Linked DNA regions of Mus musculus: all the other regions are linked to region 1. A link is a loop called in an ENCODE intact Hi-C map of the cell type or tissue named here. Cell type or tissue: heart. All regions are shown on one strand. Region 1 holds the start of Gm53059 (predicted gene, 53059). Region 2 has its middle 23 kb from the start of Slc16a2. Region 3 holds the start of Slc16a2 (solute carrier family 16 (monocarboxylic acid transporters), member 2). Region 4 has its middle 67 kb from the start of Rlim. Region 5 has its middle 9.7 kb from the start of Rlim. Region 6 holds the start of Ftx (Ftx transcript, Xist regulator (non-protein coding)).

What was found. A loop is a pair of places that touch in the nucleus more often than their neighbours do. Peaks named below come from ENCODE experiments on the same cell type or tissue, not always from the same donor. Only the 100,000 strongest peaks of a DNase experiment are listed, where the experiment ranks them.
Region 2: a loop joins it to region 1, with 10 times the contacts of the local background. A loop is called at or near these places in 14 of 42 quality-filtered maps.
Region 3: a loop joins it to region 1, with 5 times the contacts of the local background. A loop is called at or near these places in 10 of 42 quality-filtered maps.
Region 4: it touches region 1 in a loop (7-fold over the local background); 9 of 42 quality-filtered maps call a loop at or near these places.
Region 5: a loop joins it to region 1, with 2.6 times the contacts of the local background. A loop is called at or near these places in 3 of 42 quality-filtered maps.
Region 6: a loop joins it to region 1, with 2.4 times the contacts of the local background. A loop is called at or near these places in 2 of 42 quality-filtered maps.

Annotation. Positions count from the first base shown.
Region 1 is chrX:103,693,148-103,698,147 of GRCm38, reverse strand. Slc16a2 (solute carrier family 16 (monocarboxylic acid transporters), member 2) reads left to right here. Exons shown (of 6, transcript NM_009197.2): 6 at 1-734. It overlaps Gm53059 (predicted gene, 53059), which reads right to left and starts at 3,596. Exons shown (of 3, transcript NR_168947.2): 1 at 3,489-3,596; 2 at 2,173-2,360. In heart, a CTCF peak has its summit at 2,258; DNase peaks (open chromatin) are centred at 167, 2,297 and 2,637; H3K4me3 peaks cover 2,124 bases; H3K27ac peaks cover 2,180 bases; H3K27me3 peaks cover 4,173 bases.
Region 2 is chrX:103,842,549-103,847,548 of GRCm38, reverse strand. No RefSeq gene overlaps it. Among named protein-coding and RNA genes, the nearest start is that of Slc16a2, 23 kb to the right of the region's middle. In heart, a CTCF peak has its summit at 2,097 (motif pointing right); no DNase peak of the experiment used is centred here; H3K27me3 peaks cover 1,188 bases.
Region 3 is chrX:103,820,076-103,825,075 of GRCm38, reverse strand. It overlaps Slc16a2 (solute carrier family 16 (monocarboxylic acid transporters), member 2), which reads left to right and starts at 3,088. Exons shown (of 6, transcript NM_009197.2): 1 at 3,088-3,721. The coding sequence starts at 3,274. In heart, no CTCF peak of the experiment used is centred here; DNase peaks (open chromatin) are centred at 2,435, 3,025 and 4,605; H3K4me3 peaks cover 2,699 bases; H3K27ac peaks cover 1,702 bases; H3K27me3 peaks cover 4,231 bases.
Region 4 is chrX:103,912,238-103,917,237 of GRCm38, reverse strand. No RefSeq gene overlaps it. Among named protein-coding and RNA genes, the nearest start is that of Rlim, 67 kb to the left of the region's middle. In heart, a CTCF peak has its summit at 2,218 (motif pointing right); no DNase peak of the experiment used is centred here; H3K27me3 peaks cover 2,356 bases.
Region 5 is chrX:103,988,506-103,993,505 of GRCm38, reverse strand. No RefSeq gene overlaps it. Among named protein-coding and RNA genes, the nearest start is that of Rlim, 9.7 kb to the right of the region's middle. In heart, CTCF peaks have their summits at 1,602 (motif pointing right) and 2,872 (motif pointing right); no DNase peak of the experiment used is centred here; H3K27me3 peaks cover 1,579 bases.
Region 6 is chrX:103,622,757-103,627,756 of GRCm38, reverse strand. Ftx (Ftx transcript, Xist regulator (non-protein coding)) reads left to right here and starts at 4,003. Exons shown (of 11, transcript NR_028381.1): 1 at 4,003-4,210. In heart, CTCF peaks have their summits at 3,040 and 4,920; a DNase peak (open chromatin) is centred at 4,026; H3K4me3 peaks cover 1,262 bases; H3K27ac peaks cover 1,077 bases.

The DNA.
Region 1 (5,000 bases):
GAGGGGCTCCAAAGAATACAATGGTCCCCACACATGAGTTTTTCCGTTACTAACAGGCAGCTGGGGCATAGTTGGCCTCTGATGTTTCATTCAAGGCCAAAGTCCTGAGCCCCCCTCTGCTGGTCCCAATCCAGCTCTTATCAACTCCCCAAAGGAAAACCCATTGGTTCTTGGCTCTGAGGACAGGAAGGGGTGGAGTCACTGTCCTGTCAACTCAAGCATCTATGGAACAGGAGAAGCTGGGCCCCAGGAGCCCTGCGACTCCCAGGAGAGGCCATTGAAAATACTGAAGCAACAATGCTTCCACTTCCATTTCTCCTTACCCCACCCCCTCCAGGCCACTTAGGGGGTAGGGGGCAGAATAAGTGTGCAGGGCCTCCTTTGTTGCTCATGGCTGGACAGCTCTAAAGAGTCAGGCTGCCACTCACTTCTCTCCAGATGATGGAAAGACATTCACAGGTCCCAGATCTGCCCATTCAGGTGTCACCTAACATTGGCAGGGTGTCAATTTACTTTTTTATTTTTCACAAATGCGTGTGTGCACGTGTGGGCTTGTGTGCTTTCCGAGAGAATGTTGTTTGGCCAAAGCAGCACAGTATTAATATTTAGAGTAGGAAGCAGCCTCTTAGGTACCACAGTTAAAAACTAAGAGAACGAACAAAATTTCAGAGCTTGAGACCTGGGACATTTAAATCCTCAAGGGGTTTGGAACAAAATAAACAGATCTAAATGTCTGGTTTGAGTGTGTACATTGTCTACAAGGGCGTAATAGTTTTAACCTGATCAACAGCAGGAAATTTAGCTTCCCAGGTGAAGTTTCATTCCAAACAGTATTTCTGCCTGGTTCTCTGTGCTCTGGGGAAGCTGACGGTGGAAGAGAGAAACTGAGGGAAAACTGTTTCAGATGGAAATTTTGTATGGTCCCCTTTAATGGGAAAAGTGGTTACTTCACAAGATGAGAACATCTTACTGGCTGAGTTAGAATGGAGGCCCTGTCAAGGCTAGGCTACCACCTCAAGAGAAAGGTGACACACTGCAAATTCACAAATACAATGGACCGCCATCTGTCCTCCTTTATTTTATTGCTGGGCTACTTAATGATGTTAGAATAGCTCAGTTACACAACCCCACAGGCACAGTCTGGAACAAAAGGGGATACATGAGAGAGACAAGACTGTCGAAGCCAAGAGCGACCCTAAAGTCACTTTTTATCTCGATCTGAAATGGGGAATCTCCATGAGGCTTAGGAAGGGGCTCTTACAGATCCACAGTTCATCAGTGACAAGGAAAGCTAAGGACTTGTCCACTTCATTCACTATGTAGCGTGTTCATTTCCAAAGGAGTATCAGCGGGAAAACTAAAAGTTGAGCAAATTTTCACTTTCAGCACACTCCTTCTCCACCATTATCCTCCCTCCTAAGCAGCTCGGAACCCTGGTACCCTCCCTCCCGGCCACTCTAGACCTTTCTGACGCCTTGGCCTTAGAAACCTGACTCCACCAAGTGTTCTTCCACTCCCAACCACCCAAAAGGTACAAATAAAATGCAGCTCCCTCTGTCCCTGGACTAGACAGAGAAGGAACAAAGACAAAGAACTGGTTTCCTTTGAGAAAGGATGCTTTACCACCCAGCTCTTGACTATTCTTGTTTCTCCTTGCTCAGTGCAGACACCCTTGGGTTGCTGGCCTCCTCGCCTCCTCCCACTAAGGCTAATTACTCTGTCTCAATGCCAGACCCCAAGCTCTCTCACCCAAGATCCTCTGCCCGTTCTGTGCCTCCTCCAGACCCCCGCCCCGCCCCTCCTCCCGCCCCCAGGGCTCAGTCTGTGTTTGATCACTAAGAATCATTAGATTTCAAAGCTGTAGAATCCCATAATTTTTTTATGAGCATATGCTCTTCCCCCGGGGCCTTTTCATGTCTGAAAAGGCAACGAGCAGCTCCCTACGACTTCTCCACAGAAACAGAGCAGGCCAGCTGACAGGGATTACAATTTCCAGTGTCTGACAGCTGGTACCAGAAGAGAGTGGGCGCTGCTCAAAACAAGAAGCTTAAAGCAAGTTGTGAAATTCTGATAAGCTAAAACAGCAGTAGTAAAGAGCTCAGGAGAAAAAAAAAAAAAAAGAACGGGGGGAGGGGGGCGGACGGGGGGGGGGGGCGGAGAAGGGTTGAATACCTTCTTCCCTTCTAAGGGGTGAGGAAGTTGTGCTTCAAAATGGCTTTAGATGCTTGCCTTTCAGCTCTCTCTAGCGGTCACCAGACACACGGCTTCATGGCTGGATTTTCTGGTCATATCAGTGTCAGCAGTGTTGCAGTGTTTCCTAGAGACCTGCTGTGTGTCTGGCACGCTGCAGAGCCAGAGAACTTAAGGCATGAAAGGAATAGAATGAGACACAATGATTAAGACACAGAAGGAATTTGTTCTATCATCTTTGCAAAGGAGGACATCTTTCCTTCTCAGAGTCGGTGTGGCCTGTTACATACCAATACTGGCGCCAAAATTTAGTCCTCTCCGGGACAGGAAAGGGCCCACCACGCCCCCACCCAGACCGAGGCGCCCCACGCCCTCCCTCTCCACTCCCTGCTTCAGACCTCCGGGGCCAATCGCCCGGAAGAACTACCCGCGCCTCAGCGTCGGTTTCCTGCTGAGTCCCAGTCGGATAAAATTAGCCCATTGCTCTCCTCTGACAAGTGTTGGAGCCACAGTAAAGCGGGGGAGGGGCGGAGCCGAGCCGGATGCTCACCGCCAGGCTCCCTCCCCGCTGCCCATCCGCACCACCTGTCGCGTGCGCTCGAGGGCCGCAGCCTCCCGACTGCCCAACTGACCCGCGGGGCGACCCTCGCCCTGCTCTCCTTCCCCACCACACCCACCCCGTGCGTTCCCTCAGTGGCCAGTAGCACAGAGCCAGGGCTGCACGTTGCTCTGTGACATCGCCCCTGAGCCCTGCACCCTGGGACCATCTAGTTGTGCAGGCAGCGCAGGGGACGCGGCTAGGGCTGCGTCCTAGTCTCGGGCAAAACGGGAGGCGGGACATTGACTCCGGCTGCTCGGCAGACCTGGGTCCTCTCCCCAGTCCTGGAGAGATGACAAGCCTTGAGTCGTACCAGGGAGGGGCATCTACTCTCCAGCTCCTCCTGGGGGAAGAGAGTCCAGGAGCAGCCCCACACCTCAGCCCTGTGGGCACACAGCAGCTGCCACAGGTCCCAGCTCCGCTCCTCCAAGGTGATCCGCCTCCTCCACCCTGCCCACCACCGCCCCTGCCATCTCCACTAATATTTGCGGTGACCACGGTGCCCCACACCCTGTATCTCCAGCCCTCGTTGTGATCCTGGATGGGTCTTCGGAGAACCCCTTCCAACGCGTCTGCTCCGGTCACCACGCAGGGTGCTAAATGGACACTGCAAGCAAAGGGCCTGAATATGAGTCTCGGCTGAAAGTTCCAAGTCTCCTGCCAGGGACAGCCATCGTCCTCCATGCATTCCTCACCTTACCTGCAATTCAGGCAGGCCCCATGCCCTCTCCATCCAGGTCTGCCCGGCGGCCTGCTTCTGCTAAGACTGGAAGACCTAGCCTTCAGTCACTCCACTGCAGCCTCAACTGTCCCAGAGGGCGTGGGGCGCCTCGGTCTGGGTGGGGGCGTGGTGGGCCCTTTCCTGTCCCGATAGTTGGATAGTTGGAGCATTTCCACAACTCAGGACAGATCCTTCCTAAATTCCCTCAGAAAGTGAGCAACAGCCAGCTGCTCTGAAGTCCCTGAGAGTAAACAGAACTTGCCTGGCTGGGGACCCCTCTTCCAAAGGTAGTACTGAGCCTTGGCAAGTGGGGAGTCACATGTTGCCCTGAAGATAGGCCCTTTTCCCTCTTCTCCTCACTACACATTCCTCCACTAAATCACCACTGACCTGCTCCCTTCAGCCTAGCAGAAGTGACTCCTCAGACACCCCCAACTGCCCCACACTTACCAGGTGTGGGCTCTCCGGAAAGTCCAACTTTTCAGCTTGCTTCTGTCTTGGGCAAAGTCAGTGCTGCCTCCCAGACTGTTCAGCCAGATGTCGGCTGCTTTGTTAGTGCTCAGGCAAGTGCTCCCTTTTTCCTTAGTAACCAAACATGGATCCCTCCTCCCTGTGTGGACAGAGGTTCCCTTTCATGGGAACTAAAGCTCCTTCACCCGTAGACAGGCATTCACAGTTCACACAGTCCTCCCACATCACACTGGATCCTCCACCTATCCTGGGAGACAGCAGCTCTTAGGCCCAATTTACAGGTGGAAAAGCTGAGGCCCAGAATGGGTAGTGAATGTCAGTCAGGTCCTGGACATCCTCTCCTAAGTTCTTGCACCCTATCTCACAGAACATAAGCAAATCCCCTGACTTCCCAGAAAGCCTACGTCCTGCTTCTTGAGTCAGCACCTGCTTCGGCCCTGCCTTCTCAATGCCCCTGAGAAGGCTCTGGACCAGTTCAGTACCCTGGCAAAACTATGGAAGCATGGAGAGTAATAAGAGCTAAGCTAGATTCTGTGTCTTGTATGGCTTGGTATTGACTACCTCATAGGCAACTCACGAATGAAACACTGACAGACGCTGAAGACATAACAGATACACATACAGAAAAGCTGGAATGGGGTGGGCTTTGCTCACTCTAATGGGGAGGAGACACCCATGAACTACTGGGAAATTCAGCCAGTTAACTATGTTCAGCACAAGGAGAAGATTAGTACAGTGAGTACAGGCAGTGGGCTGAGGGGAGCTCTGCAGTCAGGCTATCTACGGAGGATGTGTCTTTCAAATATGCTCATTTTATTCGCATAAACATTCCTTACAATACCATGCTAATAGAAATGTTAGACAGACAGACATCTCACCAGGCAGGGACCAGTTAGTGGGTCAGAAAATGCTGCTGCAGTGTTCCACTGGGGAGTCTTCAGAAGCACTGCAGGCTCAATTCATGACTGCAGTTACGTCCTTCAGCTGTGACAGGCCCAGAGAGATGGCACTGGTGGCGGT
Region 2 (5,000 bases), 150 kb before region 1:
TGAAGGTTGACTCTTTTTGGGGCTTTAGCCAGGATCTTAAATAAAGAGCTTTTGTTTTATCTTTAAGTGTGTGGAGTGATTTCTATAACAATGTAAGTGATAGGGAGCTGGAGAGATGGCTCAGCAGTTAAGAGTTCAAATCCCAGCAACTACATGGTGGCTCATAACCATCCATAATTAGATCTGGCACACTCTTCTGGTGTGTCTGAAGACAGCTACAGTGTACTTAGATATAATAATAAATAAATCTTTAAAAAACAATGTAAATGATAATAGATCCTGAAAAAGGACTCAGAAATCATTTTAATGAGGTACTTAACACGTACCACAAAGTAGTACAGTATTATTCAAACATGGATTTAGATTTGTTGTCAAGAAAAAAGCTAAGAGGTAGAAGACAACACTTTTTTAATCTTCACATATGAACTTTGTATTGTAATTGATTTATAACTCTGCCTTAGCTTTCACATCCTATGTATGTAGAACCTATAAGCTAACCCAAGGTGAAAAGTTTGGATGTTCTTAGAGCATCTAAGAATGTGTCCTATTCTATGCGTGTATGTAGCTGTATTGCTTCTCTGATTGCATAAGAGATTTTCAAAATCATTTCTATACATATCTACTGCCCCAACTTCTTTTATGGACATTTTACATCTGTCTTTTATTGTTGTTTTGAATCTTCTCTGCTGTCCTATCATTATTCCCAAGGATACAGCAGTCTTTAACTACTGTTAAGAACAGCCTCTCCCTCAAGGACACTCAAGGTCTGTGAATATTCTGAGTCACACAAAACAAAGAAAAGCCTTTGTGCCAGTTCTTGAGGGAGCCTGCAGACAGGTTGAGGCCCATACTGTAATTTTTTGACAGTAAGGTTTGAATTGCTCAGGCAAGAACAACTTGTGTCAGTGATGATTTAGGGCACCGCCACATGGTGAACAGGTGTTTGAAAACAGCACAATACTGACTTATCATAAAGCAACATTTATTTTCTTCATGGAGGGACAGCTGGAACTGGGAGCATTGGCTGGGTGGGGGAGGTTGATGTGGAAAGGCTAGTTCAGTCAAATCTCTTGGAACCTATAGGGATGACCCTAGTGAGAACTTCTAGTAATGGGGGAATATGGAATCTAAACTGATCATCTTTTGTAGCCAGGCATGGCTTCCAGTGGCGGGACTGGGCTGCATTTTGTTTAGTTACTGGCCTGGGGGCACCCATAGAGATACCTAAACAACCTGGCCTGATACTAAGTTGCTCTCTGAAAACTGACAGCAGGGGTGCGGATGGAGGTGGGGGTGGGATGGGGTGGGGACAGGATTGCTGAGGACAACATCCACACAGCTCATTGAACTTAGAGTCGTCAAGCTGCTGCCTGCACAGATCCTTCAACCCCTATGTTCTAGTTTCTTTGGCAAGTGCAGGTACTCTGCAGGCTACAGAAAGAGAAACCTGGACACCAACCCAGCCACAAAATTCTGTCCTGCCTGCAAGATGTGCTGGGGCAATGGTGATGCAGAACTTGTGAGAGTGGCCAACTGATGTCTGATTTAACTTGATGAAAAAGCCTCAAGAAAGAGCCCATGCCAGACTCTACCAGGATGGCCAGGAATAGGAGAGTGAATAGCCCAGAAACCTAGGGTAGAACCAGTTATGACTGGCAAACAAACAAACAAACAAACAAACAGCAGCAACAACAAAAACAATGAAATGATTCCTAATGATACTCGGCTAAGCTCATACATCGGTGGCTTGATTGCTTGTTTATTGGAGATCTGCTCTTTTCTGAAGGAAAACTGGAGGGGGGTGAGTCTGGGAGAAAGGGGAGGTTGGGGGAGCTGGGCGGAGTGGAGCTAGGGGAATCTGTGATTAGGATGTATAATAATGGAGGAGAATCTATTTTCAATAAAAAATAAATTAAAATACAGCAAAAACTTATTAGCTTCATCGACTTCTTTCCCCTTATGCCTCCAACCTTCCACCAATCCACACTCTCTTAGACTTGGTGAGAAACACGGTTACTTTGAAACTGGAAGCCCTGCATGGATGGCAAGCCATGAAAAAAAGAACACTCTATCCATATCCATGACCACCAGGTGGCAGCTAGATGCTGGAGACTATTACCCTCAAGCACATCTTTAAGACTGACTTTGAGTGGAAGTTTCTTAATTTTTCTTTATAACCTTATCTTGGAGCCTGGAGTGGGCTACAGAAGAACAGGCAGATCTTCAAATTGACTGATGTAAACAGAATCATCCAGTTACTTCTCAGGCCAAAAGAATACTCAATAAATTCAGGGGTTGTTTTCTAGGGGAGAGCTGGGTCAGGGTCATACTATAGCACTTTGTAGCCCAGGTTAGACTTAAGCTCCTGACCATCTTGCCTCAGTCTTCTGAGTGCTAGTGTTATAAATATAGCAACCACAGCTAGCAAGATCTACTAGTTTTGATATAAAGCCTTGACTATTGCCCCTAGGGGACCTTGGAAACAATCTAGGGGGAAACTTTTGAATGTTTAAATGCTATATGGAGGATGTATTTAGGATGTAGATGTTTTCTTTACATTAAAACTGCAACCTTAGATCATGTACCAGCCCAGTGTGGTGATTTCCCCAGAACCTTGTCTAGTTGAGCCATCTCCACAATGCCAAGCAGCACACATTGTGTCTAAGAGCCATAAGTGCTCTTGACTGTTGAGCTATCTATCTCTCCAGCCCCCAACCTGTGTCTTTTGATTAAAAAGTTAAGGACATTAATAGTTAATGTTGTTGTTTTAAAGGAGGATGTTGATTGCCCTCTTGTTTTTGCTGCTTTTGTACTTAGTCTCAATGTATAGTCTGGTAATTATAGTTTTGTTTGTTTTCTTTCTGTTGCCTCTTCACTATTATTACTCCCCTCTTTAGTCTGAAACATACTTCTAGTACTCTCTGTCTTGCTGGTTTGATGGACATGAATTCTCAGGACTATTTGTATGATGGAAAGTTTTTCTTTCTTCTTCAACTATGGCCGGTAGATTTATGGAGTACAATAGTCTAGGTTGGCATCTAGGGTCTTTTAGAAATTGGAGTACATTGCTTCAGGTCCTTCAGGCTTTAAGTGTCCATGGAGAAGTCAGCTGTTATGCTGATGGCTTTTCCTTTGTGTGTGACTTGTAATTTTTCTTTTGCAGTTTTCAATGTTCTCTCCTTGTTCTGTATATTCAGCATTTTAAATATAGTACACCATGGGAAGCTTCATTTTGGGTCCTGTCTAATTGGTGTCCGATGTGCTTCTTGTATCTGTCTTGTATCATATCATGAATAGTATCTTTGAGTTGTTATTGCTGTGATGAAAAACCATGACCAAAACAACTTGGAAAAGAAAGGGCTTATATAACTTATGCTCCCACATCAAAGAAAATCAGGACAAGAACCCAAACAGGCAGGAACCTGGAGGCAGGAGCTGATGCAGAGGCCATGGAGGAGGATGCTTACTGGTTTGCATTCCATAACTTGCTCAGCCTGCTTTCTTATAGAACCCAGGACCACCAGCCAGGGATGGCACCACCTTCAATGGGCTGGGCCCTCCAACATCAAGAAAATGCTCTACAGGCTTTCTTACAGCCTGATCTTATGTAGGTGTTTTCCTTAATTCAAGTTAACTCCTCTCATATGATTTTAGCTTGTATGAGGTTGACATAAAACTACCCAGCACAGAGATGTCTGTCCTTAATTTGGGGAAGTTTTCTTCCACTATCACGCTGAAAATCTGATCTGTGTCTTCAACCTGTGATTCTTTTATGCCTATAATTTGTGGATTGAATTTTTATACTGTCTCAAAGTTCCTGCATATTTCTTTCATGTGTTTTACATTTTTTCATAATCTTTGATTGAACAATTCAAGTCCTCTACTTTATCTTCAAGTCCTGATAATCTGTCTTTTACTTGATCCATTTTACTTGTTAGGTTTCCCATAAATTTTCTGAGTTATTGAGTTTTTTTTTATTGCATGTTTATTTTTCTTTGAGTTTTTTTAAGTGTAGTAGATTGAGTGAGTACAACCCTCATATGCTCACATGTTTAAATTCTTGGTCCCCAGTTGATAACACTGCATGAGAAAAGTTAAAAGGTATGCTACTGATGGAGATTTGTCCTTGGGAGACAGCTTTGAGGTTTCAAAAGACCCATGCCATTTCCAGTGTCCTCTTAATCTTTCCACTACTATGAGTATGCATGGGCACATTTGTGTGTGAGTGTGTGTGTGTGTGTGTGTGTGTGTGTGAGCGCGCGCGCATGCTATCATTTAAGATGTAATCAACAGGAATAATAAATAAATAAATAAATAAATAAATAAATAAACAAACAAGCAAACAAACACCTGAAAATTCTAGGGGGAAAAAAAGGAGCAAACACAGAAGTAATCGGCAGGAAATAATCAAACTCAGGGCTGAAATCAATAAATTAGAAACAAAGAGCTGGTTCTTTGAGAAAATCAACAAGATAGATAAACCCTTAGCCAACCTAACAGCCAGAGAGACAGTATCCGAATTAACAAAATCAGAAATGAAAAGGGAGCTGTAACAACAGACACTGAGGAAATTCAAAGAATCATTAAGTCTTACTTCAAAAGCCTGCACTCTTGAAAATTGAAAAATCTAAAGGAAATGAATGATTTTCTAAATAGATACCATTTACCAAAGTTAATCATGACCAGGTGAACTATTTAAATAGTTTTATAATCCCTATGGAAATAGAAGCAGTCAATTCAAGTCTCCCAACCAAAAACAAGCCCAGGAACAGATGGTTTTGGCACATAAACCTACTAGATTTTCAAAGAAGCGCTAATACCACTGCTCCTCAAACGACTCCACAAAATAGAAACAGAAGGAACATTATTGAACTCATTTTCTGAGGCCACAGTCACCCTGATACCTAAACTACACAAAGACACAACAAAGAAAGAGAACTTCAGGCCAATTTCTCTTATAAACATGAATGCAAAAATACTCAATAAAATACTTGCAAACT
Region 3 (5,000 bases), 130 kb before region 1:
TGACATTATGTATGCAGAGGGCCTAGCACGGTGCTAGGTTTACAGGAGAACCTCAGTGAGTCCTGCCATGCCTCCACCCTCTGCATTCTCATTCCGGTGATCTCAAAACCCATTCAAACCAAAAGGGAAATAGAATTTAGATAGCTGGAATCAAAATGACGTACAGAAATTTATGATTTTACTCAGTTCTGGGACTGGAACAAAACTCTTTTTAGGGTTTCAGTCAGGTTCTTTGCAAGTAGATACCAAGTCTAGAGCTGTCCTAGAGGACAGCTGGTAATGTGAACGATGGATCCCCTGGCTGGAAAGCAAACCTTTAGCCTCAGCACTCAGCATGTCGATGGTTTCTCATTCCTCATGGCTGAAGCATTGTGGAGTTTTATTAAAATGCAAGTGTTCTCTGGGAGAAGCGTCATACATATTAAGTTTTTGGCCTGATTAACTTTCACTTTCCTCTCTCTATGAGTAGAGTCCTTCTGTGTCTCTGTATCTTGGGATCAGGGCAGGCTCTAAAGCAGGAAACCACCTCCAAGCCACCTGTTAAAAACTCCACTCCATATCCAAAGCCCACGTTGTACATAACTTACCCCAGAACCCTGTCATGGCTTAGCTAGGTAATAGCTTTCCTCATCTCAGCAACAAGTTCTACACTCCTGTGTTAGATCGGGGAGGGGGGGGCTTCTGGCTTTTCTGTGTGAAGACTTGCCTTAAAGTTTACTTTTTATTTGCCTTCCTTCATGACCTTAAAGTAATAAATGACTGATCTGAGTTGTGGTTCAGTTTGGAGGCCACAAGAAGCAAGTGATAAGGTTTGCTACTTGTCAATAAGAGAGCTGCTCTATTCATTTACACAATGCCTATTTTGTGGACTGGCGTGACCGTGTGATCTGTGAATTTGCTTGCTTTTTCATGGAACCACAAGCCACAGGACATCCCTGTCCTGCCTGCCACCCAATTGTGCTTAAAGACTGTGTTCATTGGCATCAGATGGAGCCCAGGCGCCTTGAGCTGCGTTTCCAGCCAGCAGGCAGTTTCACCTAGCAGAAAGGTTAATCAGATTCCAGGTAAAAATGGAACTGGGGTTCACCCTCTTTGCTAGTGCAGCACAGACCCTTAGGGGAGGCAGAGTTGCTTGGAATCACCAAGTAGGTGAGAGTTGAGCTGGTACATTGTGGCTCACCAGCAAGGCAGAGTCCCCTTCCCCCAAACTTTCCCTTACTGAGTCTTGGGCATTCCATGGGACTCTGAGGTTACTGCCTGAAGTGTGGGTGTGAGAGAGATGGTGTTGGAAAGATATCCCTCTGCACTCTTAAAAGCAGAGGTCCAGGCCCAAGGGTCCAGCCTGATCAGGATGTCAGGAGCTGTGCTGCCCTTGACTAAAGTGGCAGCTAGATCTGGACCCCATTTCTTTCATATATATATGTATATTCTTTTATTATTATTATTAGGTATTTATTTCATTTACATTTCCAGTGCTATCCCACAAGTCCCCCACACCCTCCCACACCCACTCCCCTACCCACCCACTCCCACCTCTTGGCCCTGGCGTTCCCCTGTACTGGGGCATATAAGGTCTGCACGACCAATGGGCCTCTCTTTCCACTGATGGCCGACCAGGCCATCTTCTGATACATATGCAGTTAGAGACACGAGCTCTGGGGGGGTACTGGTTAGTTCATATTGTTGTTCCACCTATAGGGTTGCAGATCCCCCCAGCTCCCTGGGTACTTCCTCCAGCTCCTCCATTGGGGGCCCTGTGATCCATCCAATAGCTGACTGTGAGCATCCACTTCTGTGTTTGCTAGGCCCTGGCATAGTCTCACAAGAGACAGCTATATCAGGGTCCTTTTAGCAAAATCTTGCTAGTGTATGCAATGGTGTCAGCGTTTGTAGGCTGATTATGGGATGGATCCCCGGGTATGACAGTCTAATGAATTTATGAAATTCCTAGGCAAATGGATGGACCTGGAGGGCATCATCCTGAGTGAGGTAACTCAATCACAAAAGAACTCACATGATATGTACTCACTGATAAGTGGATATTAGCCCAGAAACTTAGAATACCCAAGATATAAGATACAATTTGCAAAACACATGAAGAACGAAGACCAAGGTGTGGATACTTTGCCCCTTCTTGGAATTGGGAGCAAGGCACCCATGGAAGGAGCTACAGAGACAGAGTTTGGAGCTGAGACGAAAGGATGGACCCCATTTCTTGCTCTCTGGAACAGAGAAGCAAGAATAACCTGAACTGTGTTCTGCGTCCCGCCGGGGCATGGGCCGGGCACCCTCTGGTGCTTTCGTGCCTCCCTCCTTTCCTGGCCCGGCCCCTGGCCCAGAGTCTGCCCTGGCCAAGTCTAGACCCGGCCCTCTGTGGCTCCTCTGGGCTCCAGGTTGGCGCAAACAAAGCCCTGATTGACTGCCCGGAGGGGCGGGCCCCGCTGCGCCTCCTCCCCTCAGTCCCGCCAGGGATTTGCCGGGAAGCGCGGGGGTAGGGGGTAGGGGGTAGGGGGTAGGGGGAGACTCTGAGGGGTGCGTGGGTCTGTGGGTGTCTAAGTTCCAGGCTTGAGAAGATTGTGCCCACCCTCTGTCCCAGGCTGCACTCTCTAGGTCACCGGTCTCCAGTCCAAGTGGGAACACAGGGACTCCCGAGAACAGGGTGGGGTCTGTCACGGACCAGCTCTAGTCTTGGGGTTCCCAGGACCAATCTAGCTGCAAGTTGCTTGAAAGCAAGAGGGAGTGGACTCAAGGAGCAGGCAGGGTCTTCCTTCGAGGCTAGAGGTTGATCTGTGGGTTCTGGGACCTGCGGGGAGGAGAAGGTAGGGTAAAAGGGTAGTTTCTGCTCCGTTTGCTAATTTAATTCGTCTTCCAAGCCATCTGAACAAGAATAGGAGTCAGTAATTTGAAAAGGGAGTTTGGGGCGGCAGCAAGGCTAGAGTAGGTAGGCGAGTAAGAGGAGGAAGGGCTGGGGAGAAGAGCGAGGTTGTAGCGGCTGCCTGTTGAGGAAGAGGTGGGAGGGAGGAGGAGGGGGAGGAGAGAGAGATGACGTGGGGAGACGAGGAGGGGGGTTGGACGGGGGAGGAGAAGGAGAGGGCTTGAGGGGACCGTCTGTCGCGGGACAGGCTGGCCAGCTCGGGCGCTGGGAGGAGGAGGAGGCAGGGTCTCAGGCAGCCGCGGCGGCAGTGCTCGGAGCGGCAGGAGCAGTAGCAGCAGAAACAAGTACCAGCCAGACAACAGCTCCTCCGGCAAGCCACAGTCAGTCCCCTAGCCGCGATGGCGCTGCCAAGCCCGGCGAGCGAGGAAGCTGAGGGGCCCTGTCAGGAGGCAAACCAGGAATATCAGGAGCCGGTGTGTAGTCCTGTGCCCGAGCCGGAGCCAGAGCCGGAGCCCGAACCGGAGCCTGACCCCGAGCCGGTGCCAGTGCCCCCGCCCGAGCCTCAGCCTGAGCCCGAGCCCCAGCCCCTACCCGATCCTGCACCCCTGCCGGAGCTGGGCTTTGAGGCTGAGCCAGTGCAAGAACCCGAGCCCACGCCCACTGTGGAAACCCGAGGCACCGCGCGTGGCTTTCAGCCTCCCGAAGGTGGCTTCGGCTGGATAGTGGTGTTTGCAGCCACCTGGTGCAACGGCTCCATCTTCGGCATCCATAACTCTGTTGGTATCCTCTACTCCATGCTACTAGAGGAGGAAAAAGAGAAAAATCGCCAAGTGGAGTTCCAAGCAGGTGAGTGGCCCACGTGCCCCACCTGGCATTGTGGACAAGGGCGTCCGCCCCCACCGTCATCCCCATACCTGTTGGTCTAAAGCGCCCTTTCGAATCGCCTTTCTCACTCCTTCTTGCTAGGGCATGGGTTGCAGGGCTATAGGCAGCCTGAGCAATGGAGACCTAGGCTGAAGTGGTCCCGGGAGGTGAAAACTGGAGCATTCATTGCTTACAGGCGAGCAATGAACTTTTTGCCCTGGGACAAATCCAGACTCACCTTTTAGATTGTTTAAAGTACTTTGCCCGTGTGTGCTGGGGAAAATATTTGGAGGATTTGGGGGCGGGAGCGGGAAGCGAAGTCATGTAGACAGGACAGTAGGAAGGTTGAAAGGGCTCAGAGATAAACACCGAACAACGGGTCCCCGCAGCAGCCCCTGCTCCTTTTGGGGATCAGAGCGGTTTTCTGTCAAAACCCACTTTCAGGAATCCTGATGACTCTTCGCTCAGAGTCAACACATGGCAGGCGTGTGTGTCGCCGGAGAGAAAGGGAGGAGTGTAGTGGGGAGGGGGGGTGCGCGCGTCTCTGCCTGCTGTGGGTACGGCCCAGTCAGGCCGTTCGATCGCCTGCCGTTCCCGGGGAGCAAGCGGCTCAATGTGCACTGGAAGCCAGCCTCAAAGGAGGCAGGAAGACTGGATACAGAATGGGTCCTGCAACTCAGTCCGCACCTCAGTCCGCACCTCAGCTGCGCGGTTTCTAGGGCCCCACACCTCTGTTATCGGATGGGGGCTTCTTTCTCCCTGAAGTTAAAATGTTGACCCATCATTCCAGCTTTGGCTTGGGACTGACTCGGGCATCCCTAAGACTTGGCAGGGTTGGAGACATAGCCCTCACCTTACAGGCACGTGGTTGTGTGCAGACTCCCTAGCACGGAGACCCTCCAGTGACCTCCGGAAACTCAGGCTGTTCGCTCTGCAGAAATCCCTCAGCTGTTCTGTTGAGAGGTTTCTGGACTTAGCCGGGAGCTTGAGATATCCTTTCATGAAAATCTGGCTCCCTCCCTGAGCTGTTAGGATAGCTGGAAGTGTGCACACCATCTACTCAAGTTCCCTACTTGGGAAAAAAGTGTAAAACATAGTGTTCCCTTGGAGTTCTGGGGGTCCTCTCTTGCTAACCACCAAAAGAGGGTCCTTTTGGACGATCAAATGAAATCGAAACCTTGAATTCTGGGATGCCCACTGTGGATTACTTTTAGACATGCCCTCCCTCAATCAAGGAGGTGTGTTGTTTGCAGCTTTGCTG
Region 4 (5,000 bases), 220 kb before region 1:
TGAGGGATTATCCTTTGGAGTTGAGCAAGGGAGATGTCAGGGAAGTGGGCATGAAGTTCCTTTATATTTGTGTGTGTCTGCGATGGAATTGGTCTGCTTGCTCAATGGAAGCTGTGAATGTTACTGTTGAGGCTGTTTGGTCAGCAAGAGCATTTCTCTCAGATATTGGACTTAGCAGTGGACTGTGAGATCTGACATGCTGGATGTAGATGAGGGAGTCTCTTTCCTGTAGGAGTGTGGAGACCTGGATGAGTAGAGTGGAAAGTGGGTTGGCATCTAGTTTGACAAAGGATCTTGACAGCCAGGGGAGCAAATTGACAGCATATACACTGTCTGAAAAGAGGTTATGAGGGCTCTTGACTTCTCATAGAGCTAAATAGATAGCATATAATTCTTTGTATTGGGGGGAGTGGTGGGGCAGTTCTCTGAATTTTAGGATAGGGGTTCATCCCAGGGGAGTAGTATGTTAAGCTGAAGCTCCCCTCTTTCCCCCATTAGTAGATAATGAGGGACTCCAACTATGGGCTTTTTTGAAAATAGTACTTGAGGGGCAGCCATCACAACAGAGCAAAGGCCCAGGTTTCAGCAGAATAATGGGTGTCAATTCGTCCTGGGAATCTTATTAAACTGACAGCAAAGTGGGAGTGATTTTTGATTAACATTAAATATTGGGGGGCTGGAGAGATAGCTCAGCATTTAAGAGCACTGTTTGCTCTTCCAGAGATCCTGAGTTCAAATCCCAGTAATCATATGAAGGCTCACAACCATCTGTAATGAGATCAGATGCCCTCTTCTGGTGTGTCTGAAGACAGCTACAGTGCACTCATATAAATAAAAAAATAAATAAATCTTTAAAAAAAAAAAGATCAGCAAGATTGTGCCAAAACTCATTTTAAAAAATTGAATATTGGAGAGTAGAAAAGGGGTTGACAAGAATGTCAGGTTCTTTTTCTAGTGTTTGTAGGGTTCTGTCCCTGACACTTTTAATTATACTAATGAGTGCATCCACCTCATTTAAAATTCAAGGTGCACCACCCATTGGGGTGTGGAGCCATTCCAACACATCCTGGGGTTGGTAAAGGGCTCCCACAGGAGTACAGGAGGAATTAAAGATAAAGAGCTGTATGGGTATTGTTGGGTCATACCAAGCAAGAGTCATCTTTTAAGGCTGCATTGACAGCCTTGGATTGCTTCAGGGGGACAGTGTTCTTGGTGAGGAGGGCCTTTTATCTCCTTTTATAAGGTTAAAGAAAGGTTGAGTGGAGCTTGTGGAAAGGGGGAGCCAGGGTTGAAGCCAGTTAAGGTTACCCAAAAAGCTCTGGACGGAGGCGAGAGTTAATTTTTGAGGTAAGAAAAGAGTGGATATGAGGGGGCTTATTGAAGTAAAGGAGATCTTTGTATCTGAAATGCAATGGGCAGAATAAGTTGAATTTTATGAAGGGCTATTTTGAGTCCTAGGGCAGATATAGAAAGTATTAGCTGTTCCTTAAGTTGGGAGGCAGAGGTGGAAGAGTCCCCCCAAACTAAACTATTGTCCATGTAATGATAGATATTGAGTCCTTTGTCTAAATAGGGTTTTAATGCAGTAGCTGCAGCCTCCTGACAAGTGGTTGGACTGTTAGCCATTCCCTGTGGGAGAACAGTCCATTCATATTGTGAGGCTGGGCCAGAGATGTTAATGTGGGGGGGGGGGGGGTAACGGAGAATGCAAAGTGTTTGCAGTCTCAGGGGTGGAGAGGGATGGAAAAAAGCAGTCTTTTATGTCTATTGCTAACAGGGGGACATTGGCAGAGATGGCTGAGACACAGGGCAGCCCTCCTTGAGGAGAGTCCCAGACTCGCTTGGTTTTGTTAATTGCCCCTGTAATAGTCTCTATACCCCTGAGCTCTTTTCTTTTATAGCAAACACAGGGTGTTCCATGGACTGTGGGAGGGGTGGATGTGTTGTGGTGGAAGCGGTTTTTCTATCAGCTGTGTGAGGACTTTAAACTTCTCCCTTGATAGAAGCAACCGTGGGACCCAGATGGCTTCACTAGAGAACCAATCAAGGTAGGGGTATCAAATCTAACAGTGGCCCCCTAGAATTGGGGGTGATTTGGGTACAACTTTATAGGTAATGTCCTCTATCTTGATGTGGTCTCTTTCTGATTGGATGATAAGCACTACCTCTAGGGCTTGAAAGACATTATCTTTCTAGAAGACTGGTGGCTGCTTGAGCCACTAGGGGGCGTATGAGGCCGGTAGCTCCATCAGGGTCCTCCCACATTACAAGCCTGTTTAGTGATAAATGCATGAGAAGTTCCAAATGCATCAGCGGTTCCCCCTATGCCTAGGAGCTGGGACCCAGGGATCAGTTGCCAGTCTCATGAGATCTCATGTCTTCAAATTGTCTTGTCTGCTCCAGTATCAATAAGGAACATGAATGGCTTATATCTATTTTAATGGTTAATTTTGGGTGGGGGCCTTCTGAGATGCTGGACACCCATAAGGCTTCTATGGACTCGGGCTGAGGGCTGCATCCTTTGAAGTTTAAAGGCTCCAATGGCTTACATCCTTATCATATATGGAGGTACAATATCTTTTCCAGTGGAGACCTTTCCTGAAACAGAGGTGGACGGGGGGGGGGGGGGCAAATTTTCTTAGGGGGATTAGGATCTATTATGGGAAGGGAGTTTTGTGGGCATTCATTTCTTCAGTGTTCCGTCTCTCCACATTTGAAGCAGATTCCTTCCATTTTTACTGCTGCCACAAATGCCTGAGCCACGGATGTGATGTGGTGTGATGTGGTTCCTATATCTTGAGTTGTCACAATCCTCCTATTGTGATGCTCCTCCCAGAGACCCTGGCAAGCTAATCTGGATTCAGGAGTCATGCCTTCCCATACAATGGTTTTAAGAAGGAGATCTCTGGCTGTGGGGCTGGGGATTTTTCTTTCTAGGCCCATTCTAGTTCTGAGAATAAAATCTGATAGGGGGTTCTCCAGGCTGAGAACCCAGGGAGACTGAGAAAGCAGGGAGGATGCTGGGTCTTCTGTATCTGAGAGTGGGGTGAGCCTGTCCCAAGTTTGGGTTGCAGAGGTGACCTGTTCATAATACCATGCTGGCTGTGTTGCCTGCTGTGCTCCAGTGGAAAAGTCTTCCTGGCCAGAGCTCATCCAAACCCCATGGGGTGTCGCCTCAGTCCCGATTTTATCTGACCTGTTGGCGACATCCATCTTGAAATAGGGCCTCCCACTTTGGGCCGGGCAGGGAGGAGCAGCAAATATCTCTCCAATCTTGGGGCATGTTTAGTTTGGCAATATGGCTCTGTAGGAGAGATTTTGTCCAGGGTGCTTGGATAACATCCTCCTTCACTGCCTGCCTGAGTTCTATTAAGTCTGAGGCTGGAATGGATAGCAGTTGAGCGGTTTAGTTAGATTAGGGTTAATATTAGTGGAAATGCTAGAGTATTTTGGGATTCTAGTTCTGTATTGTAGTTCTGGGTAGCATGGGAGGTGGGGTTTGTTTTTGCAAGGGAGTTACGAAAATTACAGAGTTGTTGTTTGGGATAAGGGACTATGGAGTTTGGCGGGGTTTTGTCTAAGTGTTTTGTAGGTCTTTGGCTTTTGTGGCTAGGGAGAGGATAGGAGAGACCTCTCTCTGGTTGGGTGGGGGAAGGTGGAGTAGGGGGAACGGCCAGTGGAAGCTTTTTTTCTTTTCTTTTCTTTTTTTTTTACTACATATTTTCCTCAATTACATTTCCAATGCTATCCCAAAAGTCCCCCATACCCTCCCCCCAACTCCCCTACCCACCCATTCCCACTTTTTGACCCTGGCGTTCCCCTGTACTGGGGTATATAAAGTTTGTGTGTCCAATGGGCCTCTCTTTCCAGTGATGGCCGACTAGGTCATCTTTTGATACATATGCAGCTAAAGACAAGAGCTCCCGGGTACTGGTTAGTTCATAATGTTATTCCACCTATAGGGTTGCAGATCCCTTTAGCTCCTTGGGTATTTTCTCTAGCTCCTCCATTGGGGGCCGTGTGACCCATCCATTAGCTGACTGTGAGCATCCACTTCTGTGTTTGCTAGGCCCCAGCGTAGTCTCAAAAGAGACAGCCATATCTAGGTCCTTTCAGCAAAATCTTGCTAGTGTATGTAATGGTGTCAGCATTTGGAAGCTGATTATGGGATGGGTCCCCGGATATGGCAGTCTCTAGATGGTCCATCCTTTCGTCACAGCTCCAAACTTTGTCTCTGTAACTCCTTCCATGGGTGTTTTGTTCCCAATTCTAAGAAAGGGCAAAGTGTCCACACTTTGGTCTTTATTCTTCTTGAGTTTCATGCGTTTAGCAAATTGTATCTTGTATCTTGGGTATCCTAAGTTTCTGGGCTAATATCCACTTATCAGTGAGTACATATCATGTGAGTTCTTTTGTGATTGGGTTACCTCACTCAGGATGATGCCCTCCAGGTCCAACCATTTGGCTAGGAATTTCATAAATTCATTCTTTTTAAGAGCTGAGTAGTATTCCATTGTGTAAATGTACCACATTTTCTGTATCCATTCCTCTGTTGAGGGGCATCTGGGTTCTTTCCAGCTTCTGGCTATTATAAATAAGGCTGCTATGAACATAGTGGAGCATGGCTTTTTTGCTTTTCTAATGGAATCCTGTCATTGGGCGCCAAAAGGAGGAGCAGGAGGAACAGGAGGAACAGGAGGAGCAGGAGGAGCAGGAGCAGGAGGAGCAGGAGGAGCAGGAGGAGCAGGAGGAGGAGGAGGAGCAGGAGGAACAGGAGGAGCAGGAGGAGCAGGAGGAGCAGGAGCAGGAGGAGCAGGAGGAGCAGGAGCAGGAGGAGCAGGAGGAGCAGGAGGAGCAGGAGGAACAGGAGGAGCAGGAGGAGCAGAAGGAGGAGGAGCAGGAGGAGCAGGAGGAGCAGAAGGAGTAGCAGGAGGAGCAGGAGGAGCAGGAGGAGCAGGAGGAGCAGGAGGAGCAGGAGGAGGAGGAGCAGGAGGAGCAGG
Region 5 (5,000 bases), 300 kb before region 1:
CATGCAGAGCCATTCTGCTCCTCCCTGCTTGCTCATCCATCAGCCATCACATCAACCACCCCGATCTGGGAGAGCTTGAAGTCCAAACCCAGAGTCTGAACCAGAACACCATGTAGGAATTCTCAGTTCACTGACATACCAGACTGTTAGACATCCCATCTATTGTTGAACCCTGAGTTTTGTGGAGCTGGACCCAGAAGCCTAGTTAGAGATTTCCATAGCCAGTGCTGCCTTCATCATCTATCAGGTACTCCATCCACCATACAGATCTGGGACTCCATGGAGTCTGAATGAGAGTCTAAACCATAAGTTTAAGTAGGAACTTACAGAGCCAGTATAGCCCCTCCCAATGAATACCAGCTACCCGACCCATCACACTTTGCTGGGACCTCTTAGACTACAAAATCTGAGTCTGAATCTGAATTCCAGGAAGGAACTCCCAGAGTTATCCCACCATTCTTCCTAACTCTCAGGTACCCAACACACTTCTTGGCCCTGGGATATTGTAGAGTTTGATGCTGAACCCCAGTTAGAGATACCCAAAGGCAGATCCCCACCCACTGCTAAACTATTATCCAGCCTTACTACTTTGATCTGGAACCACTTGGAGACTGAATCCAGAACCTCAATGTAACCCCAACACTTGGAATCAAGCACTTTGAATATGTGTTTGTAAATGCTATTTTGAAGTCCTTACACTTCAAGGGCTCAAAGAGGATATAAATAAATGTCTAAATGAAAATGGTGAAAACATAGTTGAATGAAATAATAAATAAATAAAAATTTAAGATGTGAAAATAGAATGTAATAATAGACTCTTTGCCTTTAATCCCAGCACTCAGGAGACAGAGGCAGGCAGATTTCTGATTTCGAGGCCAGCCTGGTCTACAAAGTGAGTGCCAGGACAGCCAGGGCTATACAGAGAAACCCTGTCTCAAAACACCCCCAACCAAAAAAAAAAAAAAAAGAAAAAAAAGAAAAAAGAAAAAAGAAAGAAAGAAAGAAAGAAAGAAAGAAAGAAAGAAAGAAAGAAAAAAGAAAAAAGTAGATATGAAATAAAAATCAAAAATAAATCTTAGGACATTCCAGATCTGGTGGTGCACAACTTTAGTCTCAGAACTTGGGAGACAGAGGCAGGATGATCTCTGTGAGTTATAGGCCAGCCTGATCTACATAGCAAATTCCCAGAGAGGGTGTCTCGATAGATAGATAGATAGATAGATAGATAGATAGATAGATAGATAATGAGATCAAAGGAAAACCTCATTAACAAGCTGGATTGAGTGGAAGAGAAAATATCAGACCTGATTTCCCTTTGACTTTTATATGTTATCCAGTTGTCTCTCCCAGTACTCAATATAGAAACCTAGTGGAAATTCTCTGGAATCTATGAGGGTGACCCTAGTGAAGACTTCTAGTAATGCGGGATATGGAGTCTAAACTGGCCATCTTTTATAACCAAGCAAGGGACTGCGACATCAACCCAGACACCAAACCTTCGACCTACAATCTATCCTGCCCGCAAAACGCGCTGGGGTAAAGGTGAGGTAGAACTTGAGGGGAGTGACCAGCCAATGACTGGTCCAACGTCAGACCAAGACCACAAGAGGGAGCCCACGCCTCATACTTCCTGGATGGCCAGGAACCAGAGGCAGGACAGCCTGAGACCCAGGATAGAACCGAACAGGACCAGCAAAAAATAAAAAAAGTCAATGAAATAATTCCTTATAATACTCTACTATACTCGTAGATCAGTGCCTAGCACAATTAGCAGCAGAGGGGTGTCATCCAGCAACTGGTGGAAGCCGATACAAAAGCCCACAGACAAATACTAGATGGAGCCATGGGAACCTCAGCATAAGAGAAGGAGGAAGGATTGTAGAAGTCAGAGCAGTTGAGGACACCAGGAAAGTATTACCCATAGAATCAACTAATCGGGCCTCATGGGAACTGAACAAAGAGCCTGTACAGGTCTGACCTAGGTCCTTTGCATATATGTTACGATTGAGTAGCTTGGCGTTCTTGTGAGACTCCGAACAGTGAGAGTTGGGGGTGTCTCTGACTTTTTTTGCCTGAGTTTGGGATCCTTTTCCTCCTACTGGGTTGCCTTACCCAGCTTTGATATGAGGGTTTGTGTCAAGTCTTGCTGAAACTTGATGTGCCATGTTTGGTGGATATCCCTGGGAAGCCTGCTGTTTTGATGTGCCATGTTTGGTGGATATCCCTGGGAAGCCTGCTGTTTTGATGTGCCATGTTTGGTGGATATCCCTGGGAAGCCTGCTGTTTTGATGTGCCATGTTTGGTGGATATCCCTGGGAAGCCTGCTGTTTTGATGTGCCATGTTTGGTGGATATCCCTGGGAAGCCTGCTGTTTTGATGTGCCATGTTTGGTGGATATCCCTGGGAAGCCTGCTGTTTTGATGTGCCATGTTTGGTGGATATCCCTGGGAAGCCTGCTGTTTTGATGTGCCATGTTTGGTGGATATCCCTGGGAAGCCTGCTGTTTTGATGTGCCATGTTTGGTGGATATCCCTGGGAAGCCTGCTGTTTTCTGAAGGGAAACACAAGAGGAGTGGATCTGAGGGCAAGGAATGGTCGGGAGAGGGACTAGGAAGAGTGGATGGAAGGGAAACAGAGGTGGGAATGTCATGTACAAGAGAATAATTTTTTTTAAATAAGCAAATAATTTAAATAGGTTCATAATAGCTAATGAGATATTTTTAAAAAATAGATTTTTGAAAAACTCTCCCAACTGAAAAAGGCCAGAGTGGGATGCATTTAACACAGAATTCCATCTGATTTTTAACATTTTTATTTATTTACCTATTTATTTAATGTATGAGTGTTATTCTGAATATACACCTGCATGCCAGAAGAGGGCACCAGATCCCCAGTCATGAGTCACCATGTGATTGCTGGAAATTGAACTCAGGACCTCTGGAAGAGCAGTCAGTGCTCTTAACCGCTGAGTCATCTCACCAGCCCCTCCATCAGACTTTCAAATAAGCCCTAATGGCAATACTCCTCAATGTTATGCAAAACACAAAACAAAAAACATTTCTAAAGTCTTTCTATGAAGCCATAATTACCCTGATACCAAAACCGGAAAAAAAAGACTCAGTAAAAAGAAAGAAAGAAAAAGTATAGACCAAAACATTTTATGAACACGGATGTAATGCAATCTAAATTCAAGAGCACATCGAAAGGATTATTCATTTGCTCAAGCTCATCCCAGAGATTCAGGGATGGTTCAATATATGCAAATCAGTAAACATAATCCACTACATAAACATACTGAAAGACAGGAACCACATGATCAGATGCAGGAAAGGCCTTTGACAAAATCCAAAACCTCTTCATGATGAAAGTGTTAGAGAAGCTAGGGATACAGGAATATAAGTCAATATAATAAAGGCAGTTTACAAGACCAGGGCCAGCATCATTCTAAATGAAAAGGATTCCTACTGAAACCAGGAACAAGACAAGGATATCTCCTATCTTCATACCTGTGCGGTATAGTGCTTGAAGTGTTGTCTAAAGCTATAAAACAAGAGCGAGAGAGCAAAGGCCCCAAAAGGAAGTATTTGGGATCAAAGAAACTATGCAGACAGTATATTATACCTAAACGACCCTAAAGATTCCACCAGTGAACTTCTATACCTGATAAACACCTTCGGTAAAATAGCAGGATACAAAATTAACACACAAAAATCAGTAATTTTCATACACACATATATATACACAATGACAAACATACTAAGAAATAAATAGGAAAAATAATATTATTCAAATTTTACACTAAGCAGGGGGAAAGCTTATATAATAATGGATCCATAACATTGAGAAGACATTGAATAAGACACTAGAAGATGGAAAGACTCACTATGTTTGTAGATTGGTAGGACCAATATTGTAAAAATGGCCGTCTCACGTTAATCTATAGATGATGCAATACCCCATCAAAATCCCAACACAATTCTTCACAGAAATTGAAACAACAATCTTAAGCTTCTTATGGAAACAAAAACCATCTGTTAGCCAAAACAATCCCGAACAATACAACAGCTGCTAGAAAGTCTCATCATTTCTGTTTTTAAGCTGTACTGACGAGCTTTAGTAATAAAATCAGCATAGTATTGTCATAAATACAGACACATTGATCAGTGGAATGGAACTGAGAACAGAGACCTAATTCCAACACCTACAGACACCTAATTTTTGACAAAGTAGCCCAAAGTGCATGCTGTAGAGAAAACAGCATCTTCACCAAAGATGCTGGTCAAATTGGATAGCTGCATGTGGAAAAACGAACCTAGATTCTTTTGGGAGGGTTGGTTTTTCAAGCCAGGGGTTCTGTGTGTAGCCTTGGCTATCCTAGAACTTGCTCTGTAGAGCAGGCTGGCCTCATACTCACAGAGATCAGCCTGCTTCTGCCTCCTGAATGCTGGGATTAAAGGTGTATGCCACCACAGCCCGGTTCCCCATTTGTTTCTTTAGGAAATTTCTTAAATTTGAATTTACTTGGCTAAATGATATGAGGAAAAAGCAGAGATCTTGGGTTTTTTTTTTTTAACTTAGAGACTGAGAGGACTGCAAGAAGGCCTGGCCAGACATCTCAAGTGAGATTTTTGTCTCAGAGCGTCTTTAGAGTGAAAACAGGGAATTGGGGGAAGGGTCATTTGGGAGATGTTACGTGCGCTGATACACACTTGTAATTCAAGTACAGGAGAGGCAGAAATGAAAAGATCCTGAGGTTCACTGGCCAGCCAATCTAGCCTAATTGATGAGCCTCAGACCAAGAGAGGTTATGTGTCAAAGGATATAGATGGTTTTCCTGACAATGACACCTAAGGATGGTCTTGTGGGCTTCATGTGCACATGAGACGTGTATGAACACAACACTAAAAAGGAGACTGTGCTGTGTTGGTGGGATGGTTCAAGGGGTAAAGCCATTGGAAGGCCGAGACATAATATATAATATACATGTATATATTATTGTA
Region 6 (5,000 bases), 70 kb after region 1:
CCTTCCTTCCTTCCTTCCTTCCTTCCTTCCTTCCTTCCTTCCTTCCTTCCTTCCTTCTTTCCTCTCTCTCTCTCCCTCTCTCTCGCTCTCTCTCGCTCTTTCTTTCTTTCTTTCTTTCTTTCTTTCTTTCTTTCTTTCTTTCTTTCTTTCTTTCTTTCTTTCTGGTGAAGGGGATCAAATGCAAGACCTTGTGTATGATAAACAAATGTTTTATCACTGAGCTACATCCCTAACCCCAGCAAATTTATTTAAATTATAATTTGTGTGTATATATGTGCATACAGGTGTGTGTGTGTGTGTGTGTGTGTGTGTGTGTGGTTACGTGTATTCATGTGTGGATGTGTGTGCGTGTGTGTGTGTCTGTGTCTGTGTCTATGTATGTGTCTGTGTATGCTGTGTGCAGAGGCCAGACTTTGACTTTAGATGTCAAAACAACATCTTTTCACTTCATTCTTTTTATTTTTTTCAAACAGTGCCACTCAATGAACCTAAAGCTCGTTGAATCTACTTGTCTTAGGCTCAGTCCTCTGCCAGCCGGGGATCCCAGGCATTCTCCTCGGGGCCTCCTTGGCTTGGCTTTCTTTCTTTCTAGCAAATAGGTTTCTTTGGGACTTTTTTGGTAAATTAATGGTTCCAAGTGCTATAATCAATTCCTTTGAATAGGAGACAATAACCAAGTCAAAAGAACAAACGCTTGTTAATTATCAGAAAAGTTTACGGCCATCTGGTGTGCTGATAGAGCACAGAGAATAATTTTTATAACTAACTCAACAAACTCCTTCCACTCTTCTCAGGCTAAGTCATTAGGCAGGTCCAATCTTACATGTCATGTAGGTCTTACATGTCATGCAGCTCTCTACTGCTGACATTTGTCTTCTCTCAACAACAACAACAAAAAACATGAATAGGTTCATCTCTGTTTTATATCCTGACTATTTTCAAGTTTATCAGGCAAGCCTAGCTGTTAGTAATTTGTACTCTAAAGTTGTCGTTTTTTAATGCTTAGTCTTTTTGTTTATTTGGGTTTTTTTTTGTAGTATTTTTTTTTTTTTTTTGTATTTTTTGTTTTTTTGCTTTTCCAGACAGGGTTTCTCTGTGTTAGCTCTGGCTGTCCTGGAACTCACTTTGTAGACCAGGCTGGCCTTGAACTCAGAAATCCGCCTGTCTCTGCCTCCCAAGTGCTGGGATTAAAGGGGTGCGCCACCACCGCCCAGTGAGACAGAGTCTTATTGTGTAGCCCTGGCTATCCTGGAACTCACTCTGTAGACCAGGCTGGCCTAAACTCACAGAGATCATGTGCCTCTGCCTCCTGAGTGCTGGGATTGAAGGCACTGCACATTGCTTCCTTTTTTTTTTTTTTTTTTTTTGAAATAGGATTTCATTCTATAGCTCAGGCTGGCATGAAATTTACTATGCAGCCTAAGTTGACTTCAAATCATTGATCCTGCCAGGCAGTGATGGCGCATGCCTTTAATCCCAGCACTTGGTAGGTAGAGGCAGGCAGATTTCTGAGTTCGAGGCCAGCCTGGTCTACTGAGTGAGTCTGAGTCCCAGGACAGCCAGGGCTATACAGTGAAACCCTGTCTCAGAAAAAAAATATCATTGATCCTTCGGCCTCATTTCCCAAGTGCTGGGATTACAGGATCACAAACACAAAACCACTGAACTTAGGTGCTATATCCCCTGCCCCAAAGCTGTTTTTTGTGTCTGTCTGTCTTTCTTTCTTTCTTTCTTTCTTTCTTTCTTTCTTTCTTTCTTTCTTTCTTTCTTTCTTTCTTCCTTCCTTCCTTCCTTCCTTCCTTCCTTCCTTCCTTTCTTCCTTTCTTTCTTTCTTTCTTTCTTTCTTTCTTTCTTTCTTTCTTTCTTTCTTTCTTTCTTTCTTTCTTTCTTTCTTCCTGTCTATGTCTGTCTTTTTCTTTCTTTCTTAGATTTATTTATCTATTATATATAAGTACACTGTAACTGTCTTCAGACACACTAGTAGAGGGTGTCAGATCTCATTACAGATGGGGTTGTGAGCCACCATGTGGTTGCTGGAAATTGAACTCAGGACCTCTGGAAGAGCAATCAGTACTCTTAAGTGCTGAGCCATCTCTCCAGTCTCTCTCTCTCTCTCTGTCTCTCTCTGTCTCTGTTTCTCTGTCTTTCTATGGTCAGGGTGTTATATATCCCAGGTTTGCCTTGAACTTTCTATGTAGCTGAAGATGACCTTGTATTTGATCATTCTCTCTATTTCTTGAATGCTGACATTACAGGTGTGTTTAAGTAGTACTGGGCATCTGAAGCCAGAGCTATGTCCAGGAAAATACTCTCCCAACTGAGCCACATCCTCAAACCCTAAACTACAATTGTTCCTATCTCTTATAATTAAAAATATCAGAGAAATTAAATTCTAGGAAAGAGATATCTTGGAAATTTAGAGATGATTTCTAACATTTCTATTTATGTTTACAGTTTGTCAGATGAACAAATATGTTGTTTCCCCTGGTGGCAATCAAGAAAAACTCTCTTACATGGAATCTTCAGATGGAACTAAGCTTGTTTTACAAGAAAAATTGTTTGAACTTTATTTTGTTTTTTGTTTTTAAAGATCTATTTACTTTTACTTATATAAGTACACTGAACTGTCTTCAGACACACACCAGAAGAATGCATCAGAGTCCTTTACAGATGGTTGTGAGTCACCAAGTGGTTGCTGGGAATTGAACTCAGGACCTCTGGAAGAGCAGTCAGTGCTTTTGACGTCTGAGCCATCTCTCCAGACCTAGTTTGGAGCTTGTAAGTACAGCCTGTTAATTCTGCATGAGTACAACTTTGTTCGAGATGTGAGCTAACACTTTTGTAGTGAACTCCAGGTAAACTTAGCTTAAAGGCTTCTTTCATTGCTCAAATTGGGCTGAAAAGAGCTTTTCCATCACACTCCCTTCCCCCTCAAAGAAAAAGCTCTTTCAGAAACCAGGGAGGGAATTGTCAAAGTGGGGATGTCTTACTAAAGCTGAAACATCAGAGGGGTTTTTTATGCATGTTACCTATATGTCCATTAGGTGTCGCAATATATCCAATGGCCCTGCCTTCTACTTCTATTCTGCTCATGATATTGTTTCAGATGCAGGCATGGGACTGCTTTTCCTTTTCTCCTCCTCCTCCTCCTCCTCGACCTCCTTCCCTTCTTCCTCCTCCTTTTTTCTTCTTTGTCTTCCTCCTCCCCTCCCCCACTCTTTTTTACTTGTATGGTTCTGGTGCTTTGATGCTCTACATGAAAATTCACAATTCAATGCAATGATAGATAGACAGGCAGGAGCCAGTCGGATGATCTCTCAAGATCCAGGGCTGAATAAGAAGGGGGAGTGGATCTTAAGGAGACCCTTAAAACTCAAGATTCTCCACAGGAAACAACATGCTGAGAGTGAAAATAGCCTGCCCCAAGAGTTCTGGTTCCAGGTATTAGAAAAAGACTTTTTCTTCAGGCTTTGTAACTTGGGCCCACAATTAAATCTACATACGTATATTTCCATTCCCCCAACCCCCCGGATCGGTGGAGGCTATTTTTTTTTCCTTCAGGATCTTTTGTGGTCCAAGCTGACCTAGAATTTGTCATGGAGGTGAGGTTGTCTATAAATCGCTGGAATTACAGGCACTTATCACCATGCCAGTGGTTGGTTGGTTGGTTTGTTAGTTTGTTTGTTTTCGAAACACTTGGAATATTGGGTACATCAGGAAATATGAGGGGGCCTAGCAGAGCTCCAGAGAAGCAGAGAAGGTCAAGAATTGTAGGGTGAGCCAGAAAGGGAATAATAACAGTAGTGAGATGTGATGGTAAATTAAAAAGGATGGGGACTTATTGATTAGAAAAGGGGCTGAGGAAAGGATGGGTGGTGGACGCCGGTATGAGCAGAGGTAGGAAAAGAAGTGTGGGCTAGGGACCTGAGTACTGGACTCAGTGGGCTGCTGTAAGTTGTAGAGGGGCGCTCTGAGGAGAGGGAGGAGCGCGGCGCATGCGTTGCAGCACAGCGCAGCGCTCCTGGAGAGGCTGTGGGTTCGTGGCATCCGCGCCGCGGCCGCAAGTATAGCAGGTTTCGTACCTGGTGTTCATCGCCGTTAAGTCATCGCTGCTGCCACCCAGGCACGGCTCTCTATGCCGCCGCTCCCTCCACCCTCTAGGCACTGCCTGCCGTAAGAATTTTAACTGCGACACTCGCTTCAGCAGGAGGTAAAGGAACGACGAAGGACGAAAATGTAACATGGAGGGCGGAGGAGGGAACTTGTGTCAGGGAGATCCTTAATTTGTGCATTTTCTCCTTTGAGGGGAGGGAGAACTGGAGGCCAGTACGAATCCCCAGCCCTCCAAAAGGATGTTGCGCATTACTTAATATTATGAAAGATTTTTAGACTTCTCTAAGCAGGTTTAAGGCACCTGAGCATCACTGTTTTGTTTGACATCTATTTAAAACAAAACAAAAAAAACTTTCGAGTTCTTCATTTGTTAAGGGTGAATCAAATGGATGAGTCTTTAGGATTAGGCTTCATCCGCTTTTTGTTTTCCTTGGGGGTGAGTGAATGTAGTTTGAGACTGACAGCAGCAGGCCTCGAACTCGCGGCCGTTCTCCTGCTTAAACTGGGATTACAGGCGTAAATCACCACGCCGGACTCTGATTCAGTGGTTTTAGGTTGGAGGGTTTTTAACTGTATTAAGGAATCCGTCTACCAAGTAGCCTCTCCCTTAGGCTGCTGACGGATTCCATCTGGGTTTGGGATATGCTTTATCGCCTACGACGTTTTTTTAATTCCATGTGTAACTTAGTTTATCACAGTTAATCCTGTTAAGGATTGTTGTTAATGATATGGTTTAGACACTGGGGCATAACTTTGGCGAGAAACACGTGCAGATGCACCCGGCATGAATATATATACATATATATGCGCATATATGTATATATATTCTTCACAGAGTTATCTCACCAGAGTAGCAGAACGCAGTGGCCACAGAGATTATATATATA